Regions from separate parts of the Mus musculus genome. Here region 1 is linked to region 2. Evidence: chromatin loops called from intact Hi-C (ENCODE). Cell type or tissue: left cerebral cortex. All regions are shown on one strand. Links, peaks and the distances in the headings refer to the core of each region. The heading gives the core; the rest is flanking DNA.

Evidence for each region. Peaks named below come from ENCODE experiments on the same cell type or tissue, not always from the same donor. Only the 100,000 strongest peaks of a DNase experiment are listed, where the experiment ranks them.
Region 1: it touches region 2 in a loop (2.5-fold over the local background); 17 of 42 quality-filtered maps call a loop at or near these places.

The regions. Positions count from the first base shown.
Region 1 is chr15:98,163,584-98,178,572 of GRCm38, reverse strand. It overlaps Ccdc184 (coiled-coil domain containing 184), which reads right to left and starts at 10,767. Exons shown (of 1, transcript NM_177716.3): 1 at 8,439-10,767. The coding sequence starts at 10,257. The coding sequence ends at 9,682. It also overlaps a transcript of Asb8 not described here. In left cerebral cortex, for the core only: a CTCF peak has its summit at 7,986; DNase peaks (open chromatin) are centred at 10,022, 10,162, 10,798, 11,456 and 5 more places; H3K4me3 peaks cover 4,152 bases; H3K27ac peaks cover 3,916 bases.
Region 2 is chr15:97,955,968-97,970,956 of GRCm38, reverse strand. Tmem106c (transmembrane protein 106C) reads right to left here and starts at 6,728. Exons shown (of 8, transcript NM_001252153.1): 1 at 6,622-6,728; 2 at 5,927-6,117; 3 at 4,647-4,710; 4 at 3,861-4,020; 5 at 3,630-3,770; 6 at 2,831-2,880; 7 at 2,295-2,348; 8 at 671-1,370. The coding sequence starts at 6,107. The coding sequence ends at 1,238. In left cerebral cortex, for the core only: CTCF peaks have their summits at 6,836 (motif pointing right) and 7,476 (motif pointing right); DNase peaks (open chromatin) are centred at 6,257 and 6,789; H3K4me3 peaks cover 1,895 bases; H3K27ac peaks cover 1,442 bases.

The DNA of each region.
Region 1 (14,989 bases), core at 4,715-12,714, 210 kb before region 2:
TAAATGTGTTGGATTTATTGTTTGCAATAGCTACGGAAGATGGAATGATTATTACTGCTATGATCAAAAATATTTGAGTTTGAATTTGTAGCATTTTTAATCTATATAACATTAGCATATTAAAAGGTTAACTAGACCAAGTTAGCCTAGAATTCAGAGATCCTCCTGCCTCTGCCTTCCAAGTGCAGGGATTAAAAGCATGAGCCATCATACCTGACTCAATAACTCTTAAAAGGTGTGTGTGTGTGTGTGTGTATGTGTGTGTGTGTGTGTGTGTGTGTGTGTGTGTATTCCTCTGAGGAACAAGAGTACAGTGTCCCCTGAGACCAGAAGAGGGTGGCAGATACCAGAAGCTGAGTCACAAGAGGTTATGGGCCAACCAAAGTGGGTTCTGGGAACTGAGCTCAGCAGCTCTGGAAGAGCAGGAAGAGCTATTAACTGCTAAGCTGTTTCTCTAGCCACAGTTAACTTTTTATTATTAAGCTCAGAAAAGTTGAAAAATTGTAAAAGCAGAGTCCTCGTGGTACTTTTGAAAGCACTGGTGTATGGGTACCACTCCGTTAAGTTGATTTTCTGCACATCTCTATATCTGAGTTCTTTAGGTGGGCTCCCACCAGCCACGGCATATACTCCTCCAAGGAAAGTCTATTGACTAAGTGTCATCTTTGAACCTTTAATCTCATAGACTTTCCAACTACAAAGATTCTATCATCTGAGTATTGTCATTGGATTTGTTTGTTTGTTTCGCCTGATCTCCTGGGCTAACAGGGACTCATCCACATGGTTACCTTAAAGACTCTCCTCTGAGGAACAAGCAGACCCAGAGCAGCAACTTCTGCTGCCCCCTCCCCCTTCTACAACAGCAGTCCTCAGACTTGCTAATGCAAGGTTAACACTGGTCCCTCAAGTTGTGGTGACCTCCAGCTGTAGAGCTATTTCATTGCTACTTCATTACTGTAATTTTTCTGTTATAAATCATAATGGAAATATCTGGCGTGCAGGGTATCTGATGGACTATGAAAGGGGGTCCCGACCCACAGGTTGAGAACCACTGTGCTAAGGGCTACCATTTCCATTAAATTACCTTTCCCCTTCCTGTTAGAACTTGGCTTCATGCCCATGTTTGTTCTTGAGATCTGTAATGCTGCCTATTTGCCTGTTTTCTTAGCCTCTGGCACATTTTTACAAAGGTACCTCTTCCCTCTCCTTTTATTTACCGAAGTGACTCCTTTTTGAGTCAGGCTCTCTGGGACAGAATGCTGCTTTGCCTTCGTAATGTTAAGTGCCACTTTGCTTTTCTTTCTTTCTCCCTTTTCTTTGGGTATTGTTTTATGACCCTCACTGCCTGGTTTTGTCATCCTCTCCAGGACCCTCTTCTTCTCAAAGTTGCCAAACTCGAGGCTAAAGTTCTGTAGATTACAGTGAGCTGCTTCTGTTCCAAGAGAACAAGAGAATACAGTCTGTGTCCTGGAGTGGGCGAGCCCTTCTCCCCTGCCAGAACTTAGCTCTGTTTCTTTGGAACAAGGGACTGCTGGCCCCTTTTGACTGCCATGTTTCAGGCAGGAGGTCAGGTCGGCTGTTTGTTTCTCGTTTGCTTGTGATACTTTGTCTCTATGTGTAAAATGCAAGAATTGTATTGTTTTGCACAACATACTTTGTACATCTGTGCAGACACCTATGTAGCTCATTTAGGGAAGGTTTGCTGGTGCTTTGGCCAAGAGCACTCTACTTCCTTTTCCCAGAGTGGGATGCTATGCCAGCTGCTGCTTTTCTTCCAATGTTCTCCCTACTCTGAGTCTTTACAGTACTTCATTTCTATTGTACCTTCTCCTGCCTGCATGCACAGCAACTTTCCCCATATGCCAAGGACCAACCTGGAGAAGGGGTGTCTGGGAGCAGCAAAAAGAAATGACTCAAAGTCAAATTGTAACTGGTAAGACCCATTGGACATCTAACTTACATATAAATAGCTGCACAAACATCAACAAAGTTTCTTTCAGAAAAAAAACTAAAGACTCTTAGAGGTGACAATGTTTCAGTTCCATCCTCACCTCTGTTTCTCTTAAATTCTTTTTCAAGATTTATTTATATATTTAATGTATTCACCACTGCGGTTTCAGACACACCAAAAGAGGGCGTCAGACCCTGTTACAGATGGTTATAAGCCACCATGTGGTTGCTGGGAATTGAACTCAGGACCTCTGGAAGAGCAGTCGGTGCTCTTAACCACTGAGCCATCTCTCCAGCCCTCACCTCTGCTTCTCAATTGCTCCTTTTCCTTTTATTATTCAGCTGAACACTTTTTTGGGGCTATTATCAAGATGCCTTTATAATAAAGTAAATTTTGCTTGGTGTGATGGGCACATACTTAATCCCAGCACTCTGGAGGCAAAGACAGGTGGATCGCTGTGAGTTCGAGGTCAGACTGCTCTACGGAGTGAGATCTTTCCTCAGAAAAACGATGATAATAATGTAAATTCCATTGATACAGGAAACTGTTTTCTCTCACACATCTAAACATCTTTCAAATAGAATGTCCTATATAACCAATGGTAGTTTATAATTCCTGCCAGCTCCCAGAAGTCAGGACACAAGGACACTCCTCGAGCTTGACCTTAGCTATCATTCAAAGTGACTGATATGACTGGAAGCCCTCAGTTCATCAACCCTTGGAGAAATACTAGTGCTGTTCAAACACCTACCTTAAACTGTCTCTGGCAAGATCAAAGGAAGTACAGCATCAGAGATTAGGAGTTGGGCCGTGGAGGGAACTCCCGCAGGCAACATTTTCTTTCCTAAGAAACTGCTTTGCTAAAACTCAGTATGGCATCTAATAGAAATGCATAGAAAAAATACAGACAGGGACAAAAGTGATTCAGAAGTGCCAGGCTCAAGGCTAAGTAATTGTAATTCTGGAGTGACTTTTAGTTATAGTTGTGTACGTGGTAGTGATAGTTTAAAGTCCCTTTTGAAATTTAGAAATAAATGATATTTAAATAAGAACGAACCTTTAAGACCCAAGTGATAAGAACCCAATGATCATTCGTGGCAGTATTCTTTCCTTTCCTTGGGGATCCTAAAATGAGGTGCCACTCACCCTACAGTACCATAAAGTCCCCGTAGACACCTCAGACCCTATAGCACGAATACACAGTCGCAGCTCTCAAGGTACCCATAAGCCTGGAAACAGATGGACAGTGTGCTCAGGATTGAACACACGCAGGCAAGGAGGAGAAAAAGGCAATAAGGGGGGCTGGGAGGGTGCTGGAGAGATGGCTCAGTGGTTAAGAACACTGACTGCACTTCCAGAGGTCCTGAGTTCAATTCCCAGCAACCACATGGTGGCTCACAAGCATCTGTAATGAGATCTGATGTCCTCTTCTGGTGTTTCTGAAGACAGCAACAGTGTGCTCACATACATAAAACAAATAAATCTAAAGGTTATTGTCATACCCCACCACCACCCACCACCCACCCCGTTGCCGCCGTAGACACTTAGAGGAAGGATGAGGTCACATTTCTTCATGTCTAAAGTGGAATACTAAAGTCAGGAGCTTTACAGAGTAGCGGGTAGCGGAGGCATCTCCGGGGAATGAAGAGCAGGACACTTTGGCCACAGAGTTCACTATTCCTTTTTGTTGTTGTTGTTGGGTTTTTTTTGTTTTTGTTTTGTTGTTGTTGTTTTTCGAGACAGGATTTCTCTGTGTAGCCCTGGCTGTCCTAGAACTCACTCTGTAGACCAGGCTGGGCTCAAACTCATAAATCTGCCTGCCTCTGCCTCCCGAGTACCAGGCATGCACCACCACTGCCCGCTTCACTACTCCTTTCGACTTTACCCATTAAAAATTTTGATGAAAACGGTGAACCTTGCTCTTAGAAATAAAAGCACACATTCATAATAATAATAAAAAAAGAATTGTCTAGTATCTCTGGGGATTTTTTTCACTTTCGGGCAGCATGAGGGGCAAACGACCAGGGGAGACGGGTAATGCCAGTAACTAGGACAGAAGGCTCACTTCTGGAGATGAGGTTTGTACCTGACTTTTCTGGAAAGGAATGGAGGCTCATCCAGGACTGAAGGAGCAGAATTCACTTGGGAACCCTCTCCAGCATTGATTGGAATGATCTGAGCTTCTGATGAGGTAAGACGGTCCTTAAAGAGTAGCTAGGAAAAGAAATATAGGGGGTGGGGGTGGGGGAGGGTATGCCCGGCTCTTGGCAGGGAGCTTGACTCCTACACACACACACACACACACACACACACACACACACACACACACACACACGCCATATTTTATATTTAATATAGGGAGCAATGGGAAGATGTTGCAGATCATTAAGGAGAGTAACTATTCAGAACTCTGGTTTAGGAAGATTAATTTTCGGAGTAGGTAACCGCGGGAGGAGCGAAGTTAGTTTATGGCAGTTGCCTTTTTAAAATATATTCTTCAGATCCATTCTACTTATTCAGCTCGCCACCCACCACATGGCAGGAAGCCAAGCCTTTAGTAGGCATTTGCCAGTCCTGAAGAGAAAAAAAGACATAAATTCACTTTGAGGTTCCTCTTGTAATGTCTCTATTCCTCAAAAGGTGGCGCTCTTACAGCACTATTTACAGAGCCGGATTCTTTCTCTAAACACATTGCTTCCAAGCAGAAAAGCTGTTTTTCAGGGGGAACTCACCTTCTGAGGACAATGTAGAGGCGGGGAGGGGGTGATGATAGCTAGTATGAAAGATTGATGGACAGCCCTTTTATGTCTCAGTATTCCGACCACAGTAGGCGCCCTGAATACAGTTCTATATTAAGCATTTTAATAAGGGGAGAAGTTTATGAAAAGCTGCCTCTCGAAGCAAGACATTTTACGTCTTGCGAGATATATAGACATATATTTGAGGAGTGGCGTAGCTTAGTTCTAGGAAGGCTTCCACTCATAGACGTCAAGCAGAAAGCATAATCTGCAACGCCATTGTGAGTCCATAAATCTGCGTGCTGTGTGGAAGGGCCAGTTTATGTCACAGGGAAGGGGGTCGTTCTCCAAGAGCAGAGTTTAGCTGTACCAGGTTAAAGCTGTAGCTTATTGCTATGAAACTGTCTGTGCTTTGTCTTTGAGTCTGGGAGCAGATCTCTAAGAGAGGCACGTTAGGTGGGTTAGAGACGGCGGTTCCAGAAACAGTTGTGGTTGGGTTGGCCCCAAACTGAAAAGTTTAACTTGAAGCCATGGAGTTTGATATTAAGTTATTTTCTCTCCATTAAAATGTGCCTTCCAGAAAGGAGGGAGGGAGGATCTCAAAGTTACCCACTTCACAAGACCCACCCCTGAAAGGTGAGGTAAACAGTAGCACTTACCTTACAGGTGTATGAGAGAGAGCTGCCTGCCAGTGGGCGGGGAGTCCCACCGATGCTGCTCTTGGGAGCAGCCACCCATGCTGGGGTGGGCTGTTTGTGATGCCTTGGAGTTACTCATGCTTCTCTAATACTCCCTTCAATCCCAATCCCCCTATTAAGCAAACCTATAAACTCACTAGTTCTTCGTCCTAGACTTGGGTGAGATGGTTCCTCGGTTTGCCTTTGGTGTCCTATCTGGGGTGAACAGCGACATGCTTGTGCATTCCCCGGTGAACTAAGACATTGCTTACTTAGACTCTCGGGCATCTTTGTCAACCCTCTACTGTTAAAGACTTGGAAGCAATGGGGAGAAGGGCTGTAGCACCTGATAGATGCTAATGTAATTAAAATTCATCAAGGAAGTGGTGAATAATTCCATCGAGATGGCCGTTCCAATTCCAGCCAGGAAATACTCAGGAGGCTCCAGGAGGCACGGATGCTGCAAGAGCCAGGCTCAATTGGTCTTTTCTTCATTGGTGCTTTTTGAGTTGAAACATCTCGTTACACTTTACTCAATGACTAGTCCCATTTTACAAAAGCCTGATCCTTACTCTTAAAGACTAAGCAAAAACAATGGCCCTTTATCTCTAGAGAGAATATATATTTGCAGGCTTTTGTAATTTCCAATGTGTGTTGCTTCCTGAAATATTCAGCAGTGAGCCCTGCCATGAACCCTGGGTGAGGAACTCCAGCTGAAACTCCCTTACCAGCAGGCTGGAGAAGAGACCTCAGAAGCCAGGGGCAGAGAAGGAAGAAACAGGGGTGAAGGAGTAACCTGTGCAAAAATCTGTTCCGGGTGCAGATAAGAAGGGGATGGGCAGAACAATTGCTCTCTGTGGGAAGGCTGCTCTCTGGACTTGCCAGGTTGCAGGGAGTAACTTAAGGGCTGAGAACCCCTGGAAGACAGTGTGCAGAGCGATAGACCTGGAATCCATGGCTAAAGGCCTCAACCAGAACTTTCTATGGAGTCTAAATGGGCGTTGCCTCAAATGACAGAGAATCTGACCGATAGGGAACAAAAAAGAGAGCTCACCTATGGAAGAAACTGACGGGGATGCCAACAAGCACTGGAAACTTCCTCTCCAATAGCAGATCCAAACAGCCATCTGCTCCATGCACCCAGTGCTGAGAAAGGTCTAGAACCAAAGCCTGAACTGTAATCTTTTTCACTGCCCAAATGTGGTTGATTTCTTTTTCAGGATACTCTCAGGCTCTTTGAGGAGCCAAATTAAAAAAAAAAAAAAAAATAGAGATGGTTTCTATCCAAGGCTTCTTTAAATCAAACCGTCTCAGCGTTAGGTCCTGGCTTTGCCACATTCCAGTCTGTGACCTTGAAGCCTTAAATCTGTTTCTGAGCTGTTATGTAAAAAGTAACAACGCGCTCTCTACCTCATAAAACTGCTGGGAGATAAAAGCGGTGGAGCTCAGTAACTGATCACCGCCTTGGTAATGGATGCTGAACGTTGAAACTGTAGCAGAAGCCTAAGTCCCCATCCTCAGCTGGATGCTCTAGCTGCTCCCCTGGGGGCCCAGCATTCATTACCCAAGGACTGCACACCTCACAGCTTTCTCAGGCATATTATGTATGAATACAGGGTTAGTCCACAGCCTTTATGGCTTGTCTCTACTTCTTAAAATGAAAAGGTCCATGCTATCTTAAGACGCTAACCATGCCCTTTTCCTTAATTCTGTCCTCAAGGGTAAGGGTTCTTTATGTAGGAAAAGATTACATTAAAGGAGTTTACTCAAGAGGCAAAAGCAGATGGATCTCTGTGTGTCAGAGGCCAGTCTGTTCTACATAGTAAGCTCCAGGCTATCCAGACTATGTGGTGAGACCCCGTCTAAAGAAGAACAAGAGGGAAAAAGGAGGGATGGCACAAAGTTGACCTGCAAAATAAAAGCTGGAGAAACGTCTTGATTATAAACATGTGCCACTCTCCCGGGGGACTTGAGTGTCCTCAACACCATGTCCATCAGCTCCCACCTGCCTGAATCCCAGTTTGTCACCCAAGGACTGTATACCTCAAGGCTTCCTCTGGTGTCGTCCCAAACAGTTCTCTCCTGGCTTTTCTGTGGGCACCGTTTGTGCACGTGCGTACACAGAGGCACAAATGCACAGGTACATCAGTAATAAGCATTTAAAACCCGGGGTGGGGAGTTGTCTCTAGACCTTCCCTGGGTTCTGCTTCGCTGGAGGAGTCATCCCCACTCTACCTGGCCAGGAGAACCACCGAGAAGCTAACATTTGCACAAGATGTCCTAGGAGTCATAGTTTTATTCCTAGCATATGCATTGTGAAGAGCAAGTCTTAGGCAGTCAACTCAGTGTTGGAATTAAAAACTCAAACCTGCATCAAACCCTTCAGTGTCCTTTAGCCTTCTCTGTAACAGAAGTAATTTACATCTCTCTCTCTCACTCACACACACACACACACACACACACACACACACACACACACACACACACATCATAGTCGGCTCTCAACCTTTGTTCTGGGGCAGCCTCAGGAAATCTCCATCTCCCGAGGGAGCAGCCTCGAGATGATGTCAGTGTTGACTCCCCGGGGAGTACCTTGCCCACATCTTCCACTAGAGGCCTGAGGCAGTGCCTGTGGTTTCCTTAGTGATGTGTCACTCCACTCCAGAAACCCCGGGCAACCCCTCCAGAACAGTGACTCCCACTCCATCCCTAGAACAGGTGGCATGCCTGCTGTACCAGGGCTCTCACTCAGAAGTCACCCCCATGGCTTGCTTCACTGAAATCTCTTGCAGGTGTGGAGTGCTGGCTACCAAAACCCTTGTTAGCCGGGCCGGGTATTTCCAGGCAGATCTCTGCATTTTCCAGGTCCACATTGGATCAAGGTCCAGGGCAGAAGGGAAAGCAGACAGAGCTGGCAAGCTTGTCCCAACCAGGACAAAGTCAGTTAACTCTTTGGGACTGGAGGCAAGAAGAGAGGAGGGAAGGCATTGGTCCCCTACATTTTCTCCTAAGCCCTGATCCACACAGCAGACCCAGAAGCCCCAGCCTTAAACCCACTTAGTACCAGTCAGCAAGAGGGGAGATGGTGCCTTTTTATTAAGGTTGACATCAAGCAAAGCACTAAGAAAGGATACACAGAGGAGGGAAGGGGCACACACAGTCACCACTTCGGAAGGTAGGAGCACATCAGTTAAGGACACTCAGGACAGCCACATGCTCCGTGCCCTGGGTTGAGGAGTGGGGCATAAAAGGGAAAAGAGCAGAAAGCGCCATGATAGCCTGGGGCTTGCAGACGGGTCTGAAGCCCCCTGAACCTAATACTAGAGCCACAAGCCCTGCCCCTGAGGGCTCACACACTACTACACAAGTGGACACACATAACACAAGACATTATGGAGGCAACACCAGAAAGCAGAGGGTACCGACATATTGACAGGAAAAAAAAAATAATAAAAGGAACTGAAGTTAAGCAGGTATAGCCAGAAAAGACAGCTTGGGGCTGCAGCGCCCCCTCCCCCAAGAGTTCCTCAGATGTCCCCTTAAATCTGGACAGTTGCTGAGCAGTCCTAAGTCTCTGCCTGCGACCTGAGCACTTTGTTCTCTAGGCCCAGGTGAGTGGCCAAGCAATCCCAGGTGAAGTCAGCGACGGGGCAGGCTCGGCTCTGCATGCTCAGTGCCAGAGCTTGAGCTCTTGTGTCTTCATGCACATCAGAGCCAGCTCCTCCCAGCCTAGGGGCCCTGGGAACCCGAGTACCCTGACTCCTAGGGCCGCAGTTCCCTCCTCAAGCTTCCTTTACCCATCAGCAGTTGCAGAGCGATCTGTAAGGGGGAGAGGTTTCCGCAGAGCACTGAATATCTTGGGTTTGGGGAAAAGGGTAAATTTCCTGTTGCCAGAACAGAATACCCCAACTCCTTAATTTCTAGGTAAATAGAGATTATTTGCCAAAGTCCTAGATGACTCCTTTTTCAGAATAGAAAAAGCAGAATTTTATTTACATAATTCAATGGTCCTCCTGTTTCCTAGGAAGAGGGGAAGGGGGCAAGGTAAAGGGATAGATGAGAGTCCAGAGATGGGCACGTCCTTTCTGGGAACCTCACCTTTCTGCAGTTTGCTATGATGCCTGCTTGGGTGGAATTCGCGATGCTTCCAAAGTCCTTGACTCTACAAATCCTTCTGTGAGGGAGTCTCTCTCCCTGACCTATAAGGACCACGTTTGAAGTGAAGAACACTGCACCGCACTGTTCAGTCCCCTCGGGTTAAGCACTTGGAAACCCAAAGCCAGCGCGGGTAGTTGGTTCCCTGGTGGGGTCTCCCTCACAGAGAGGCCTCGCCCTCCAGCTGCAGCAGGGTAATGTCAGGAAGGTCGGGGGGCTCCACAAGTGGCCCATCCTCCCCAAGGAGACCGGGGCTCTCAGAGAGCTCGCAGTGACTGGTGGGTGTGGCGGGGTTAGGTGTCTCTTTCTCCTCTTCGTCCTCGTCTTCATCAGGATCACGACCCAGCAAGCCGCTGTCCTCGATCCCAGGCGAAGGTGTCTCTGGTTCATGGGGAACACTTGGGAAGCTCCCCTTGCCGCCGGCCACGCCCAAGCCTCCCTGGCGGGGCGCAGTGGTCATAATCTGGCACATGGAGACTATAGCCCGCTGGTTGGCGCACACGTCGTCCGACAGAACCTGGATGTGCGAGGCCTGCTCGTCCAGTGCCCCTCGCATGGCCCTCACGTCCTCAAACAGGGCCTGCAGCTGGGCCTTCAGGTGCTCCATCAGTTCCTTCATACCGCCGTTATACTCCCCAGAGATCACGTCCCCCACGGCGGGCACCGTGGACACCTCCAGAGGCGCTGGCATGTCGCCGCCGTCCTTGGTCATGATCTCCAGCAGACTGTCCTCCATTGAGTGGCAGAAGCGGGCGGTGGCAGCTCTGGGTCGTGTCCAGCGGGCCTCCAGGGTGGGGGAAGGGTGTGGAGGGGGAGAGGTCCCGGGAGGGACGGGGTGGAGCCCAGGGACACCTAGGCTCCCTAGAGGGGCGGGGAGCCTACGTGAAGAGAGCGGCCCCAGGCAGAGGACACGGGCGGGATCAAGGAGGGCTGAGAAGAGTCTATGGATCGAAGACCTGTCTAGGGTCCCGGGACCAGGATCTTCGGGCTTACCCAGGGGGCAAAAGTGGCTTGCCCGCTCGCCTCCAGTGTGGTACCTATGTCCCCGCCGCCCTCCCGGCAATCACCGACAAAGAGTGCTCACAGGTCACAGAGGCGCTCGCAGAGGGCTCGGGGTCGAGACGGGGACCCGCAGCGCGTCAGTCTCGGGACTCCCCCCAGCCATCCACCAGCAGTGCCCGCGAGTGCGGCTGGAGAGGCAGGGGCGGGTCTCCCGGCGGCGCCGCGGATGCTCCCCCGTTTCCAAGGCGACGCACGGCACGTAAATGACGTGTGTCTCCATGGCAACGAGGAAGTGAGGAAGAAAGAGAACAGGGTTCCGAAGCTGCAGTGAAGCTCTGTTGTATGGGCTGACGGGCGGGGCAGGGATGCTGCAGTAGCCTCAGAGAAGCTGCAAAGAGCATGTGGCTGCAATGTTTAATAGGACAGCATGAGAAAGCAGTTTGCTGCACGACCCCCACCCCCAAGCCGGAGAGAGACCGTCTGCCTGGGGGGGGGGGGGGGGCTTTTCACCCGCTCTCCGCATTCCTTCCTTGGAGGACCATGGGAGAGCCAGGTCCATCCTCCAGCGGCCCACAGGACTGGGTAGCGATTGTTAATAATCCCAGGCGAGCTGGCAGCACCAGGCTTGGAGGTGCAGAGGAAGGCGGAGGGAGGCGCGACCGATCTGCTTCTCCCTTCTGCAGCAAAAAAAAAAAAAAAAAAAAAAAAAAAAAAAAAAAAAAAACAAAAAACAATTTTCCCTCCCTCCAGAAAGCTCAGGGTGAGATACAGTCTCTTATGGGACCCAGCTGTTTCTACCCAGGTTGGGGGGGTATGAAAATTATGAAGCTAAGTACTTAAATTCCGAGAATGAAAACTCCATAACAACAGATTCCCCTCCCCTGCACCCTCCATCACGGAATCCCCAGCGCTTTAAATAGCGTCCGAGACGCAGAGAGCAGATGATGTATTTGTGGAATAGCTACTTAAATAAGAGCCACCAAGTACCATTCTCCTCCCCAGGATTCTCCAGCCCACACATAGTGGACTTCAGAAGACCTGAATACAATTTCCTTTCAGCCCTTAATGACTGAGAGACCTCAGCTGACATCGTTTTCTTGACGGACCGAATAATAGTGTTTCTAAATCTGAGTTAACACTGGACCGAAGTGCAATTGAGTGAATTATTAGGGCCAGCGCCCCTAGTTCCCATCTTTAGATGCCCACTAACCACCCCTGTCCTTTGTGAAAACTCCTTCCCCTACTTAGAGGGTAGAGCAGGAGAAGAGGAGGAGGAAGAAAATTTGGTTATAATATATTTAGAGACGACATAGGCTGGGAAGGTAGTCATCTTGTAGGCTATAACACGCTGACATCGCTTTGATAAAAGGAAGCCAAGTGGTCAAAACCCTGAGTTTACAAGACTCTGGGAAGGAGAAGTAAATGAACAGTGCTGTCTAACTGTATAAAAAATTAAGTGTGGGTGAGTGTCATTGGTCACCTGTAGTTCAGTAACTGCAAGTGTGTTTTTTAATTTCCCTGGTTGTATGTCTTGGCGATGAAGAGTGTCCAGCCAGGTTTTTGAGGCACCAAAGAACAGATTCATCTATGCCTGTCTTACTGCTACTGTTAAAATAAAAGCAAATTAAACTATCTTAAAGTGCCCAGGGTCGGAATGTTTACATAAATAACTTAAGACATATATTGGACAGATGTGAGAAATTTGATTTCCCCAAAACAAAGATGAACACACACACACACCATGCAGTATTGCTTTCTAAAAACTAATGATTAATCTTGTTTCCTTGCTCCTTCAACAAATTTGTTGTTGCTCTTGCCTCTGCCATTCTTGCCATACATGGTCAATAAACTTTAGATGATCCCTAAGCTGGCTCATGAAAGAGCAGAACACTTTTTCTTGGTATCCCTCGGCACAGAGAGTTATACTTTGACTCTCACAGGCTCACCATAACACACATGCACTCGTGTGCAAATGTCTGCTGTTTGTTTTGTTTTCAAACTACAGGAGAACTAGAAACAGAGGCAAGATGCAGCTGAGCTTACCCAGTATGACATCTAATCACGATGTAGCAAAGGTTCTCAGAGCTTTGCAGGACCAGTCCTGCTGTCGTCCCTCCCATGGGAACCTTACTATAGTAAGAAAAGACTGGCATGTTCTGCAGTCTTTCTGCCATGGGCCATTCCTCCCCATCTCTTCTGTGGCACCTCGCATGAAGAATTCTATCTTGATGGTTCTCTTCCAGAGTGCTCCCTGCCTTCTACCCTTGAAGACCGATCCTGTTCTCAGTGAAATGCTTCCCACGTTTGCTGCCAAGATAGGCTTACGTCAGACCTAGCCCTGCTCAGTAGGAGCTGGGTTATGCCATCACACAAGGCCCTTGGCCACTATTGTTGCAGGTACTGTGTGTCAGGGCTTTCAGCATCAGAATATCATGTCGCTCAGAGGCTCTGACCATGCAGCACCCAGAGAGCACAAGGGGTCTGGGCCAAGAGGGAGGGGAATTTCCTGGAGAAGCACTGAAGATCATGGGAAGCAGGTGCAGAGGCCCAGGAGCGTGGCTGATCCAGTCCAATTCCAGGTCAGACATTTGAGAGGGTAGGTGGGAACTTGGGGAGTGGGGTGGGAACTTGGGGGTGGGGCTTGAAAATATAGGGAGGAAACATTGGTTATGTTTGATTAAGAAAAACAGATTTCATAAATTCTGCATGAAAATCAGAGATGGAGGAATACATAGTCTTTGTATTTTAAGGGTGGTGTATACAGGGAAGGAAGCCTTCATTAGCTGGTTGGGTTATAAGCTTGGGTCAATGGGATGCCAGACTCTGTGGATGAGTACCCCAGCCACACTACTAAACTATTCAGAAGAACTTGTCATAGTGTGGCTTTAGTTTCTGGGTGTCACTGTAGCTGTGATGTCCTTTTATCTCACTCTGATTAGCTTGTAGGGAGAAGAGACCTCACACTGTAAAGGTAGCCTCCATGATGTGTGCCCAGTCCTAAGTATCACATTCTTATGAAAACTGCGATTCTGAGTAGACCTTGCTGTTTTCCTGGTCTTCATTATCTGTCTCTGTCTTATACGGCTGGTACAATAAATCTGATAAAGATGCTTCCAGGCTCGGGTGTAGAAGAATACACTAAATCAACTGAAAGTCTAGCTGCTACGTGTTAGTCTAAAATCCCCAAACAGTCATTCCCAAATATAACTTACGAAGCTGTGTTCCTTTCTCAGTATAAGACTGTACCCATTGGTCTTTTTGTCAGCTTGACACAAATTAAGGACACCTGGAAAGACAGAACCTCAGTTAAGGTACGGTTGCCCCCAGACTGGCCTATGGACATGTCTCTGAGACATTTTCTTGGTTGCTAATTGATGCCTAGCCCGTTGTCATAGTTAGGGTTTTACTGCTGTGAATAGACACCATGACCAAGGCAACAGGACAACATTTAATTGGGGTTGGCTTACAGGTTCAGAGGTTCAGTCCATTATCAAGGCAGGAGCATGGCAACATCCAGGCAGGCATGAATCAGAAGGAGTTGAGAGTTCTACATCTTCATCTGAAGACTGCTTGCAGAATACTGACTTCCAGGCAGCTAGGGTGGGGGTCTTAAGCCCACACGCACAGTGACACACCTGCTCCAACAAGGCCATACCTCCTAATAGTGCTGCTCCCTGGGCCAAGCACATACAAACCATCACACCGACGGTGGGTGGTGTTACTCTTGGCAGGTGATTCTGGGTTGTAAAAGAAAGGGAGCTAAACCGGGCATGGTGGCGCATGCCTTCAATCCCAGCACTCGGGAGGCAGAGGCAGGAGCATTTCTGAGTTCGAGGGCAACCTGGTCTACAGAGTGGGTTCCAGGACAGCCAGGGCTACACAGAGAAACCCTGTCTCGAAAAACAAAAAACAAAAAAAAAAAAAACAAAAAAAAAAAAGGGAAGGGAGCTGAATCCGAACATGGAAGCCAGCCAGCAAGTAGCACTCCTTCACAGCCCCACTTCAGTCCCCAAGTCCCTGTCTGGAGCTCCCTGCAATGATGGAGTGTAACCTATAAGCCAAATGACCCCACCCCGACTCCGCCCCAGGTTGGCTTTGGTCAATATTTTACCACAGCAATAAAGAAAGCAACTAGGAGAGAAATCATTACCAGGTGTGGGGTACTGTGGGACAAGTGAGCCCTGCGACCAAGGGAACACTGTGATGGTCCTGACCAAGCTTTTTGGAGAGGATGGTAGAAGCATTTGAAACTTTGGGCTGCAAAGTTATTGAGTACTTAAAGTTTGGTGAGCTGTTCTGTGGGAAATTGGAAGATGCTGCTGAGAGACTGCAGTTGGCAGAGGCATGGCCTGTGAAGAAGTTCCAGGGGGGAAGCAGAGACTGACCTGGATGCTTGTGCGATGTTTGGGGTTACTGATGTGTGCAAGTGAAACCTTTGCTTTACTAGGATAATCCTTGCTGGTTGG
Region 2 (14,989 bases), core at 2,717-10,716:
TTTCTTGTATGCTGGGTTTTGTTAAGAATGTCATTTTTTAGTATGTGCTCGATCGGTCACTGTCACTGTCGTCGGTATGTGGACACGCCAGCAACCCAATTAGCACAGTTATAGTGCTAAGCCCTGCTTTTGGTAACTAGATCACGGCTATCAGTGGACTAGTTATGACCTCTTAGCTTGAAGACTCATAGGGTGAAGTCATTAGACAAATACTGGAAATGAAGCCAAGCAAATGGGGGCAAGACCTAGGATTAAGCTTCGTCATCGTCACCTGCTGCTTTGCTGGCGTGCAGTGGGAGGCTGAAGCCCACCTCAGCTGAGCACTGGACCTGACCACTTCTGGCCAGGTTAGAGTGCAGAGGAGGCTGGTAGAGGTTGTTGCCCCCACCCCCCACCTCCGAAGCAGTTTCCTTCCTCCGGCATTTTTGCCTGTCCTTTCCAGCCTCCAGAGGGCACTGTGCGCTCTGCTTTGGAACTGAGACCTGCTGCCTGGCACACAGGTTGGTGAGGCTGCTGAGGCTGCTCAGAAGGTGCTCCTTGGGGGCAAAGAAGACACAGCTGGGGTGCCCTCCCTGTTCTTCCCTCAACACCCCCTGAGGTATCCCCCCTTAGGAAGCAGCTCTTCTAAGTTTCTCTCACAGGTGCCTACAAAAGCATACAGGCAGTCAGAGACAGTGCAGATCAATCAAAAGCAGGGTTTATTTTTCTATCAAATTCCCAATCTATATCCAGCCAGTGGATCAAAGGTCCGTCAAGCCCTTCGATAGACCCTTGCGGGGGAAACTGTAATCACTTTGTATGGGGAAGGAAAAGAAACGCCAAAAACTTTCCAAAAAGCGGGGGTGGGGTGAGGCGGGAGGGGGAGGTATTAGGGAACAGATGCAGAGGCAGCCGCTGAGGGCTCCTCACGGGTGGGTGTCCTGGACACCACACCCATACGTCTGCAGCTGCACTAGCAACCTACCTTCATGTTACTCTGGTCTGAAAACCTGGAACCCTGGTTCATCTCAACTTATAATGACTCAAGAGCAGCCAGAATATCTGAATCCAATTCTTCAACCTGTAGTTGAGTGCTAACTATTTGCTAGGCACAGACTAGGCACTGGACAGTGGTTTCGTTGGAAGGGGCGGCTTTCCCCTAAGTGTGGGAGGATGCTTTCTGCGGGTTTCTTCTTCCTCCTCTACTTATACCATGTGGTAAATGGGCCAGCCATAGGGACAGATGTTAGGCTTCCTTCTACAGGTGTGGCCCCCGAGGAACCAAGAACAGGCTCTGAGCAGCTGTGGAATTCACCCCACAATCCACATAGTGCTGTGTCTCCAAGGTGCTCTGGGATATGTGGCCAATGTATGAAATCTTCACAGAAGTCCTAGCAAAAAACAAAACAATGAAGAGACTTAAAAAACAGGAAATAGTACCCAGAAAATGTCTTACAAGTTGAGGGTTCCAGGCTCCTATCTTTGTGGTTATGTAACCTGGAGGCCAGAGGACCTTTCTGGTTATTCCAAAAACCTTGTCATGAAGTGACCTTCTGGACTGTTTCTTAAACAGGGATGATACGACACAGAAGCCCACAGAGGGGCTTCTGGCACCATCTGGGCACCTTTGGGTCATCACAACAGAGTGGAACTGAGGCGAGAGCTCCCAGCAGCAAGCAGAGATGAGGGGAGCCACTCTGAAGCATCCACAGTCACTGACGACAGAGAACTCACAGGCGACAAAGCTGAGAATCCTCACTCAAATCCCAGATTTCTCTACTGTGAACAGCCTCAGTCGCAACACTAATGGCTGACCCCTGAGGGTAAATGCTTAGTACTTACACCGTGAGAAAGCTAGGCTGGTCCTTACTCAGGATCACTCGTTTAGTGAAACTAGAACCCATTTCATACAGAGTAGCTCTTTTAACTTTTTAGAAAATAGCTATTTCATGTGTTTAGGTGTTTCTCCCTGCATGTGGGTCTGTACACCATGTGTATGTGTGGTACCCACAGAGGCTAGAAGAACACATTGATCCCCTGAAACTGGAGTTACAGACAACTGTGAGCTGACACGTGAATGCTAGGAATCAAGCTGGGGTCCTCTAGAAAAGCAACCAGCGCTCTTAACCATCTCTCCAAACAGTATGTTTAAGTCTCCAGTGGGAATCCGGCAGCCTGTGCAGGGGTTCTGGACTCCACCCCGAGAGAATACCAAGGGTCTCCTGTCAGCCAGGTGGCTCCAGCAAGTGTGGAAAGCTCACGGGCGGCCCAGGCTCAAAGAGAAAGGCCAGCAGGAGGGAGGGCAGAGGACCTACCTCATGAAGATCACAATGTTGTGTACCCGGATGGCAGGGAGTGTGCAGTAGAAGCTGTGGGTTGCAAACACAGACACGGGACACGGTCACCTGATTGACAACGGAGCAGCAGCACAAGAAAGGTGCCATCTCCCAGGAGACTTAGAGGGCAGTGTGGAGTTACACTGTCAAACTATGTGGGGCACCTTCTCTTTCCCATGCCTGCCCTTCAAACCAAAATGCTGCCAAGGACCACTGGTTCAGAGCCCTACAAGGTGTCATCTGCAGCCCTCCACACCACGCCCCTGCTTTTCAAAGCCGTTGTCTGTTTACATGCTGGGGTTTGAGGCTGTTTCTAGTGGTTAATACTCTTTAGAAAGCTCAGAACTTTAGTCATGTGACAATGACATCTCCTCTCAAAACCCCCACAGGAAGATAAAGCTAGGGAGTCCACAGGCCAAATCTGGGGCTCACGGCAGAGCCAGGGACACAGTCAATCAAGGAGGACTCTGACTCTCTCCAGGCAGATAGTGTACTAGAGAGAACTCTGTCCTTACTACACATAGGAAGACGGTCCTCCCACCTCAGCCTTCACGGTAAAATTCACCTGAAAATAAAACAAGACCCGCGTCAGCCTATGACAGGCAAGCTTCTCACAACAGCATTAATGGGATCAACCCACAGGTGCTGGGCCACTCTTCCATCACATACAAAGCATCCTCGGAGCTTGAAATGAAAACCTTGGGGCCCTTCCCCTAGGGGCCTCAGGCTTTAGGCTATAGTCCCACCTCCTCTTGATTTGGTGACTCTCTTTCTCTCATCAATTCTTTCACTGTCCAAGTATGTTAGCCAATTCTGTCCCTTCCCAACTGTCCATCATTACAGGTCTTCGGTGGGCAGAAGAGAGGAATGGGATGGAACCTCAGCATCCATCCCCACAGCATCCCCACAGCATCCCCACAGCATCCCCACAGCATCCCCACAGCATCCTCACAGCATCCCCACAGCATCCTCACAGCATCCCCACAGCATCCCCACAGCATCCCCACAGCATCCCCACAGCATCCTCACAGCATCCTCACAGCATCCTCACAGCATCCTCACAGCATCCCCACAGCATCCTCACAGCATCCCCACAGCATCCCCACAGCATCCCCACAGCATCCCCACAGCATCCCCACAGCATCCTCACAGCATCCTCACAGCATCCTCACAGCATCCTCACAGCATCCTCACAGCATCCTCACAGCATCCCCACAGCATCCCCACAGCATCCCCACAGCATCCTCACAGCATCCTCACAGCACCTGCTCTCTTCCTTAGCCCGTGGGCAGAGGCCCATCAACAACGACATACCAGGTGCTCACTCCTAGGGGCAATGAGTGAGACATTCGTGGTTGTGTACGAGCCGACCACAGCCTTCATGTACTGGACCTGGCTGAACAGGTTGGTGACCGCCACAGGATAGAAGTTGGAGTTCCTGATCTTCAGGGTGGCCTAGGAAGGGCAAGGGAGGAAGCGCCAGGTAAGTGTCCCGGTCTAAGGCTGGCAAGTGCGCAGGCCAGGAAGCGAGGCCGTTCATCTTACCGTGACATCAAGGACCACAAGGGAGTCCTGTTCATTAAACGTGACTTTTGTCACTTTGATGCCGTTATCGTCCACGAGGACCGAGTGTGGAAACAGAAAGAAGAACACCAGGCCAGATGCCAGGAGACACAGCAGGACCGACAGGAGGACATACTGTTTTCTGCAAACGACAGCACAGGGTCACCGTGGTCGGTCAGATACCAGATACGGGAGCCTAAATGGTCCTGATTGACACAATACTGATGCAGTGAAAGGAAGCGAACAGAATCAGGAAGCACAGACTGGGCACAGAGCAATGGGGCAAGAAAAGGCCCTTCAGCCCTTCTGAGCACCATTCGCCCTCCAAAGAGAAACCGGTGCTTTTATCTCCTAAACACCGCTCATCTCCCAGGACGGCCTCTTTCCCCAACCCCTTCCTTTCAGTTGACCCTTAAGATGTTTCTAGCTTCACATTTCTTTGCCCAGACTGTAACACGAGACAGAGACATTTCACTTAAGCAAAAGTTCTAGGGGAAATGGGGAGGACTAGGCTATCGTTCAGTGGAAGAGTGCTTGTCTAGTAAGTGAGAGGGCCTGGGTTCAAGCCTTAGTATCACAATAAATAAATAAATAAATAAATAAATAAATAAATAATGAGGTAATAATCATAAATTAGTGGATAAAGAAAATAAGGAAACAGGGCAGATATAAGAACAGACATCTTTCTCAAAGATTACTTGGTGTTCTTTCATAGAGAGGAGTTGGGAACAGAAGAAGGTATTGGCAGATGAGAGCCAGCCAACTCACGTTCTCTGAGGACGCAGCCTCTGGTCACTGTGGGGGATCAAAGCCACCAACTCATTGACTTGCTCTAGAAAAGCAGCAAACACAGACTCATTCTGTAAACCCCAGGTATGAGTGGCCCTTCCTCTTCTTGTCACATTTCGCCGTCAACTGGCACAGCTGAGATTCAGCTGGGCTTAGACACTAAAACGTACACTTTTGGTTGGATGAAGGAACGGGTAAATGTAGAGACAGGATAAGAAAAGCTGGAGGGGAAGAAACAGATTAGCCTAAGGAGAACGCCACAAACTGTAAAACTTCTACCAGCACCGTAGGGCTGCGGCACTGAGGCTGGGGGGCTCTTGCCTTCGCTGTCTTTGACGAAGTCTCGGAACATCTCAAAGCCATTGTCACTTTTCACTTGGAGCTTTGTGTGGTTTGTAAGGTTCTTAAAAGCTCTAATCTCTGTGACTCCCCCAACACCTAGGGTCAACTTAGTGGCAGCTGTTGCTACAGATAATCCAGGCCCCACTCCTGAGCCGACTGTCACTCCCCACCCCCTGGTATTCTGCTGACCCCTGGCTACTGCTCATGGTGCCTTTGTTTGTAAAGGATCTGCTAGAATATCTCCTTCACAATGCTGTGGCCATCCTTATGAGCAAGAACGATAGAGAAACATCCTTGTCAACAGATCCCACAGCAGAGAAATAAACATTCCAAACCAGAGAGGGGCTGGGAACCCGGAGTGGCCTAGGAAGATGTCTCAGTGGATACAGACGGGATTAGGTCGGCCCACGGGGCGTGTCTGTGAGTGATTTTCTTAACTGGGTTTACTGAAATGTGAAGACCCTCCCTAAATGTGGGTGGCACCCATTTCATAGGCTGTATCTCTGAATGAATAGGGAAGGGGAAACCAGGTACGAGCACTCCTCGCTCGCTGTTTGCTGTGACTATAAGGTGACATAAGCGATTTCAAATTGCTGCTGTTGTATAACTTGTCCTCAGTGATGGAGCTGTGACCTGGAGCTGTGAATCAGAATAAACCTTCATCCCCTAAATTGCCATTGTCAGAGTATTTTATCAGAGCAACCAGAAAAGAAACTAAGGCATTAATAAAGGAGTAGAAATGAAGAAGAGAAAGGGTTCCGAGTGTAAGATTTAAAAAAAACAAAAAACAAAAAACCTGGAGTCTGTCCATTTATCAGGGCAGCGGAGCTGGCTACAATTCAGGGCGGGCTATGACTATGGAGGGCTGGCTGGAGCAGATGCCAGAGTGCTTTCCGTGTGATGGCCGATGGTCTCACCTGCTGGGATGTAGCCTGCTCCTTGGCAGGTGTGACAGGTGATGCTATTTCTCCCAGTGAACTCCACATAGGGGAACTGAGCGATGGCTTCCTCCTGATCTCTATCAGCCAGCAAGTCCTCCGGGTTGTCATCCTTCTTTCGCTGACAAAATGTGAGGGCAGAGGAGTGCTGAGACCCCATGTGTCATCTCCTATATGGGGAGGGGGGTGGTGAGCGCGTGTTAGTGTCCATGTGGGGCCGCTCTAGAGGTAAAAAAAAATCACTTCTGCATAAAGTGCAAAATACTGAGCAAGAGGCTGTTGTTCTAAGTGTGTGCCTGTGTGCGCAACACTGGCAGTTCCTACTGCGGCCTTCCTTTTGCAGCAGTGTCCCGTGTCGTGTCTGGCCTCCCCTCCCCCTGGAATAGGACGGCCCTCGCTGGATTAGGCTCTCTGCCCGGAAGACCCCATCTCCCCTCCTGCTCCCCCACCCCACCCCGCCGCTTCCTCCCCTCTGTTTGCAAACTCAAAAGGCAAACAGGCTGCACCTCGGGCACACAAACAACAGGCACCAGATTAATTAAAGGCCTCAGCGATCCCCATTCTCCTCCACTCCCAGCCGAGGAGGCGGGCTCAGGTCACGCCCCCGCACAAAAAAAGCCACGTTCCGAACGCGTTCAGGCCTCCGAGGCTCGGGAACGCGGGCGCCCCCGGACCTGTGGCGCACCAACTGCTGGCAGTTACTCCCGGGACCACTCCTCCCTCCACCTGCCCGCTCCAGCGAGTCCTCGGCGCGCCTCCGCCCGTGCGCACGCGCAGAACCGCAAGCCCGCCCGAGGACCCGGGCGAGCGCGAGCGCCTGCGCCTGCGCCCTGAGCTCCAGCGCGTCCCTCCTGCCGCGCAGCGGCAGCGCACCTACCCACCGGTAGGGGGCGACAGAGAACCGCGGAGGTGCTCGGAGACAGAACGTCGCTCCTCTATACCCCCAGATCTGAGCTTCCGGATCAGAGCGCTTCTGTGTGAGAGGAGGACGGCCAAAGCCATTCTCTCCGCACAGGGACACGGGGCATAAAGAAACCCAAAACCCAGAACCTGTACTAGGTCCCGGCAGAGGATCTGAATGCCTAAAGAGCTTATGGAGAACCACTGTGACAAGGGGCCTGATTGGAGGCAACTTCCATCGGAGTCCTGCTGGCTAGTCAAAAGAATGAAACCCAAAGCTAAGTTTTGCAAGGTGATCCTATTTCAGGACCACTATCCACAAAAAACGTGGGATGGGCATAAAGGGTTTGAGAGCTCCTCCGAAAGCTAAAGTGCCACAGAAGCGAAATGAAACTGGCGAAGAGGGCTAAAGAGCCCTGTGTGATGGTGCACGGGGCTTCCAGCATCTGAGAGACAGCAGGATCGCCACAAATTCAAATTAGCCTAGAACGTGAGTTTGAGGCCAGCCAGCAAAGTGAGACCCTGTTTTAAGAACAGCAAGAGAAGATTTATTTTATTTAAATGACGACCCTGTAGCCGTCTTCAGACACTCCAGAAGAGGGCATCAGATCTCATTACAGACGGTTGTGAGCCGCCATGTGGTTGCTTGGAATTGAACTGAGGACCTCTGGAAGAGCAGTTAATGATCTTAACAGCTGAGCCATCCCTCCAGCCCTACTTCTATGTCTCTTACTTAAATAAATCTGATGATATTGGGAGAAATAAAGGCTAAGCTAAAAACATATTGTTTGGTTGCAGTTAATGAACTCTGGTGATACTGTTCTGCCCAGTTTGGGGGAAGGTTGTAGATTTTTTTCTAGTAAAAATTCTGTGTCTCCTTAAAGTAGATAGAGACTCAGCTGATCCTCTCACTCTTCCTGTCTGGACTGTGAGCTTGGTATTAGAGATTAAAGTAGCTGTGTTGTGACCAAGAGGCCATGAGGAACTCTGGACAGAAGGATAAAAGAAATCAGGTCCCTGATAGAATTCTGATCTTCCTAGATTTCATGTTCTCACAGTGGGACACAATCCTAATAAATATAGACACAGCGCAAATAAAGAGGAAAGCTTGGTCTGTTAGTTGGTCTTGGTTTTGGAGTTTTTGTTTGGATGGTTTGATTTGGTTGTTTTTTGTTTATTTGTTTTTTTCATAATTTTTTGTATTATTTAAATGCACTTTATACATCAAACATATTAATATTATGGAGTATTTTGAGAATCAAATAATACATAAAATTTTGTTCAACTTTTATATTCATATCCTAAAAATATCATTAATGAATATTTAATACTATCCATAACTGAGGATCCTATATCTAACATTGAATACTAAATTGTTTCAAAACATACAAAATATTCTATTGTAATTAAGCATAGTAAAAGAGCATAAAATATTAAAAATGAATCATTAAGGAATATATTCAAAAGCCCTTATATGATAGCACCTGACATAGTGAGAGAGTATTTAAAATGCATTATATATCTGTGAACATTGTCTAACAATCAGTTTACTTTAAAAAGATTATCAGTGTTTCTAAGAGAGAAATTACTTTATCAGTAAGTATATTTTAAAAATTTCAAAATAGCAAAAACTTTTTGAAGTGAAACATTAAGAAAATGCTAAGTTCTAGCATAGAGAGAAAAATTATCAATAATATTTCCATGATGTTTGTAGAACATGATTTTACTATTTTCAACTGTTAATATTCAACAAACTGTAATTATTTTAAGATATACTTTGTTATGTCTCCCTTTTCATTTCTGATTTTATTAATTTGGATACTTTCTCTTTGCCCTCTGGTTAGTCTGGTTAAGGAAGGGTTTACGTATCTTTTTGATTTTCTTAAAGAACCAGCTGATGGTTTTGTTGATTCTTTGTATGGTTCTTTTTGTTTCTATTTGTTTGATTTCAGTCCTGAGTTTGATTATTTCCTGCCGTCTACTCCTTTTGGGTGAATTTGCTTGTTTTTGTTCTAGAGCTTTCAGGTGTGCTGCCAAGCTGCTAGTGTAAGCTCTCTCCAGTTTTCTTTTAGAGGCACTTAGAACTATGAATTTTCCTCTTACCACTGCTTTCTTTACATAAGTTTACATAAGTGTTACATAAGTTTTGGTATGATGTGTCTTCATTTTCATTAAATTCTAAAAAGCCTTTAATTTCTTTCTTTATTTCTTCCTTGAACAAGTTATCGTTGAGTAGAACATTGTTCGGCTTCCATGTGTGTGTGTGTGTGCTTTCTGTTGTTTTTGTTGGCATCTAAGAGAGCCTTAGTCCATGGTGATATTATAGGGTACATGGGATTATTTTAGTCTTCTTGTATCTGTCAAGGCCTGTTCTGTGGCTAATTATATGGACACTTTTGGTGAAGGTACCGTGAGGTGCTGAGAAGAAGGTATATTCTTTTTGCTTTAGGATGAAATGTTCTATAAATGCCTGTTAGATCCATTTGGTTCATAACTTCTGTTAGCTTCACCGTGTCTCTGTTTAGTTTCTGTTTCCATGATCTGTCCATTGCTGAGAGTGGGGTGTTGAGGTTTCCCACTATTATTGTCTGGGGTGCGATGTGCTTTGAGCTTTATAGTAAAGTTTCTTTTATGAATGTGGGTGCTCTTTCATTTGGAGCATAGATGTTCAGAGTTGAGAGTTCCTCTTGGTAGATTTTTTTTCCTTTGACCAGTATGAAGTGTTCTTTCTTATCTTTTTTGATGACTTTTGGTTGAAAGTTGATTTTATTCGATATTAGAATGGCTACTCCGGCTTGTTTCTTGGGACCATTTGCTCGGAAAATTGTTTTCCAACCTTTTACTCTGAGGTAGTGTCTGCCTTTGTCACTGAAGTGCGTTTCCTGTATGCAGCAAAATGCTGTGTCCTATTTATGTATTCAGTTTGTTAGTCTATGTCTTTTTTGGGGAATTGAGTCCATTGATGTTAAGAGATATTAAGGAAGAGTGATTGTTACTTCCCATTATTTTTGTTGTTAGAAGTGGGATTATGTTTGTGTGGCTATCTTCTTTGGGGTTTGTTGAAAGATTACTTTCTTGCTTTTTCTAGGGTGTAGTTTTCCCCCTTGTGTTGGTGTTTTCCATCTATTATCCTTTGTAAGGCTGGATTTATGGAAAGATATTGTGTAAATTTGGTTTTGTTATGGAATATCTTGGTATTTCCATCTATGGTAATTGAGAGTTTTGCTGGGTATAGTAGCCTGGGCTGGCATTTGTGTTCTCTTAGGGTCTGTATGACATCTGCTCAGGATCTTCTAGCTTTCATAGTCTCTGGTGAGAAGTCTGGTGAAATTCTGATAGGCCTGCCTTTATATGTTACTTGACCTTTTTCCCTTATTGCTTTTAATATTCTTTCTTTGTTTAGTGCATTTGGTGTTTTGATTATTATGTGATGGGAGAAATTTCTTTTCTGGTTCAGTCTATTTGGAGTTCTCTAGGCTTCTTGTATGTTCATGGGCATCTCTTTCTTTAGGTTAGGGAAGTTTTCTTCTATAATCTTTTTGAAGATATTTACTAGCCCTTTAAGTTGGGAATCTTAGCTCTCTTCTATACCTATTATCCTTAGGTTTGGTCTTCTCATTGTGTCCTGGATTTCCTGGATGTTTTGGGTTAGGAGCTTTTTGCTTTTTGCATTTTCTTTGACTGTTGTGTCAATGTTTTCTATGGTATCTTCTGCACCTGAGATTCTTTCTTCTATCTCTTGTATTCTGTTGATGATGCTTGCATCTATGACTCCTGATATCTTTCCTAGGTTTTCTAACTCCAGGATTGTCTCCCTTTGTGATTTATTTATTGTTTCTATTTCCATTTTTAGATCTTGGATGGTTTTGTTCATTTCCTTTGCCAGTTTGACTGTTTTCTTGTAATTCTTTAAGGTATTTTTGTGTTTTGTCTTTAAGGGCTTCTAGCTGTTTACCTGTGTTCTCTTGTATTTCTTTAAGGGAATTATTTATGTCCTTAAAGTCCTCTATCACCATCATGAGAAATGATTTTAGATCTGAATTTTGTTTTTTCTGGTGTGACGGTGTATCCAGGACTTGCTATGGTGGGAGAATTGGGATCTAACGATGCCAAGTAACTTGGTTTCTGTTGCTTATGTTCTTACGCTTGCCTCCCGCCATCTGGTTATCTCTAGTGCTACCTGCCCTCGCTATATCTGACTGGAGCCTGCTCTCCTTGTGATTCTGGTTGTGTCAGAACTCCTCAGAGTTCAGCTGTCTCTGTGATCCTGGGATCCTGAGATCCTGGGGGCGTTAGAGTGCCTGGGAGTGGAGCTTCCTCTGGGTGTTGTGGGATTGGCTGCGGAGTTCACGTCCCGTTTGGTTTTTATCAGTCATGGTCTCTCTGTGTATATAGCCCTGGAACTCACTCTGTAGACCAGGCTGGCCTCTGCCTTCCAAATGCTGGGATTAAAGGCATGCAACCATGTCCAGTGAAAGACTTGGTTTCAATTTGTACATACTGCCTTAACCCCAAGGTATAGGCCGTGTATGCTCTGGCAGCTTCAGCTCTTAGGACAATGGCCCTTTAAGAGAGGGGACAGAGACCTGTCAGAGCCCCGCCCTGCCTAGGCTTTCCTGCATGAAGATGCTCCTGGCAAGTAACTCACCTATAGAATGGCCTTGCTCTCTGCCAAGGGATCAAGTGTGGTCTCTCAAAAGTCCACCCTCACAATGGTGTCACTGCATGTTGCAGCCTTTACTGGTCATCCCGGGGGTGCTACCATGCAAATAAACCTGACGTGGATGAGTGGTATGGTGGGAGTCGGGAGACAGAGAAACGGACAGCAGCCACTGGACCTGCTAGCTGAAGAAGCAGCCACTGGACCTGCTAGCTGAAGAGCAGCCACTGGACCTGCTAGCTGAAGAAGCAGCCACTGGACCTGCTAGCTGAAGAAGCAGCCACTGGACCTGCTAGCTGAAGAGCAGCCACTGGACCTGCTAGCTGAAGAGCAGCCACTGGACCTGCTAGCTGAAGAAGCAGCCACTGGACCTGCTAGCTGAAGAGCAGCCACTGGACCTACTAGCTGAAGAGCAGCCACTGGACCTGCTAGCTGAAGAGCAGCCACTGGACCTGCTAGCTGAAGAGCAGCCACTGGACCTGCTAGCTGAAGAGCAGCCACTGGACCTGCTAGCTGAAGAGCAGCCACTGGACCTGCTAGCTGAAGAGCAGCCACTGGACCTGCTAGCTGAAGAGCAGCCACTGGACCTGCTAGCTGAAGAGCAGCCACTGGACCTGCTAGCTGAAGAGCAGCCACTGGACCTGCTAGCTGAAGAGCAGCCACTGGACCTGCTAGCTGAAGAGCAGCCACTGGACCTGCTAGCTGAAGAGCAGCCACTGGACCTGCTAGCTGAAGAGCAGCCACTGGACCTGCTAGCTGAAGAGCAGCCACTGGACCTGCTAGCTGAAGAGCAGCCACTGGACCTGCTAGCTGAAGAAGCAGCTGTTGAGCTTGGTCTGGTGCTGCTAGGTATTCAGATGTTAAAAACTGGCCCTTGAGACCTGGTTGTCCCCACTAGGGGATCCTCATGTACTATCCTCATGATGCTATATAAGCCTTGCTCCCCAAGCTAATTGGTCAATAAAATGTAGCACTAAATATGTAAAATCCCAGGCTGAGGCTTCTATCCTGCCTTTGGTTATTGAGTCCCGGATGAAAGACAAAATACCTTTACATTCACAATCAGCCTTAATCACACGATAGCTGGGCAGCTGCCTACCATCTGTGCAGTTAGAACCTACTTTCCTTTTTTTTTTTTTTATTAAAAAAGTATTATTAAATGTAAGTTCACTGTAGCTGCCTTCAGACATACCCGAAAAGGGCGTCAGATCCCATTACAGATGGTTGTGAGCCACCATGTGACTGCTGGGATTTGAACTCATGAAGAGCAGTCAGTGCTCTTAACCGCTGAGCGGTCACTCCAGCTCTCCCTCCAGCCCCTGCTCACTCCGGCCCCACTCACTCTGGCCCAAAGATTGATTGATTTATTATGCGTAAGCATGCTGTAGCTGTCTTCAGACACACCAGAAGAGGGCATCCGATCTCATTACAGATAGATGGTTGTGAGCCACCATGTGGTTGCTGGGATTTGAACTCAGGACCTCCAGAAGAGCAGTCAGAGAGATGGCTCTTAACCACTGAGCCATCTCTCCAGCTCACCTACTTTCCTCTTGATAACTCTAAGTTATTACTTACTATTTATTATATTCCATCTTGGCTGCCCTTAACTCTAATGGGGCAGCCCACAAGGCCACGTTTTAAACCATAGCGGCTTCTCTCCTTCTCCTTCCTCTCTTCCAGCTTGTTCTTCTTTTTCCTCTTCTCCAATCCCAAGCCAGAAACCTAAACCCCACCTGTCTTAGTCAGGGTTTCTATTCCTGCACAAACATCATGACCACGAAGCAGTTGGGGAGGAAAGGGTTTATTCAGCTTACTCTTCCACATTGCTGTTCATCACCAAAGGAAGTCAGGACTGGAACTCAAGCAGGTCAGGAAGCAGAAGCTGATGCAGAGGCCATGGAGGGATGTTACTTACTGGCTTGCTTCCCCTGGCTTGCTCAGCCTGCTCTCTTATAGAACCCAAGACTACCAGCCCAGGGATGGTCCCACCCACAAGGGGCCTTTCCCCCTTGATCACTAATTGAGAAAATGCCTTACAGTTGGATCTCATGGAGGCATTTCCTCAACTGAAGCTCCTTTTTCTGTGATAACTCCAGCTGTGTCAAGTTGACACAAAACTAGTCAATACACCACCTATGTCTCTTCTGCCCAGCAACTGGCTGATGGCAACTTTATTTACCAATCACAATTAACTGGAGGCAAAAGTTACTCTCTCCTCTTTGGGGCAACTGGTTTTGGGGTCCCAAATAAGCATTAGAATACAAGCACCATCAGGCCAACCCATTATGATAAAAGGCTAAAGCCTGTTACTGGGTAGTAGATAGAGGTATGTCTGGATTTCAGTTACTTCTCTGGGGGGTCTCAGGTAGAGATGGGAGGAACAGAAGAAAGGACAGAAGAAGAAGCCGCCACGAGAGAAGATGGACCATGAGCACGTGGCCAGGAGAAACAGCAAGCAACAAGGGACATGTGTCTGGGATGTGAGTTAGAATAGCTCCAAAACCTGCCCAATCTAGGCGGACAGCTTGTAAAGAAAACACCTGGATTGTGTGTCTTTTCTAAGGGCTAGCTAGAATTTACAATTCATTCACAGGAAGACTAGCCTAGAATAAATACCGAGGGTTGGGGTTTTCTTCAAAGGCTGGGAGCACAAAGCCTGTGGTCAGGAAGAGGCAGGGGTTGGGGTGGTGGGCCAAGAACGGGAGCCTGGAACATCACCAGTGGAACCCCGAGGCTCTCTGACTGTCTGCTCCTGAAGATGTGGCTTGGACGGAGAGACCACACACCTGGGCCAATGCTCGCTCGCACCGGAAGCCAGGTGTGTAGCAGACCCTTAGCGAGTCCTTGCACAACTCCCCAGCCTGGAGGCTGGCCAGCGTGGCCTGCGGGATCATTCCTGAGTCTTCTGAGAGGCTTAATTGGCTAGTACATTCCAGAGGAGACAGCGTTCATCTCTCACTGGTGTCTGGCTTCCAGCTTTGTCTCAATAGCCCAGTTATTAGCAGTGGGGTTATGGTAGACGTGAGCTCACTGGGGCTCTCTGGGTGGCCAGGGCAGAGTGGGGGGCCACCCGAGCATCTCCACACTTCCATCCTCCTCAGTTTCTCCACAGCCATCGTGGGTGCTAGCCCCACGGACTGGGGATGGTGAGGTCCAGAGAGTAATCCTCATCCTAGAGAGCCTAGAGGTCAGGGAGGACCCTGCTCATCACAGAGTACCCCCCACTCCTTATGTGGATGCTGTGGAATTCTAAGCCCCTAACAGTCCCCTGCCCTGATGGGGACTAAGGACCCACACTTAGAAATGCGCTTCAGGGTACTTCATTCTGCCCCTGTTGTTTATCCACAGATGAGAAATGTATGTAAGACCAGATGACACTCAGCAAGTATAACACACAGGGACCGCTGCTTCCTGGTTGCTGGCCATTACAGAAAGCTCTGCCTGCTCGCACATGCTCAGAGAGCAGAGCCTTAGCCCCACGC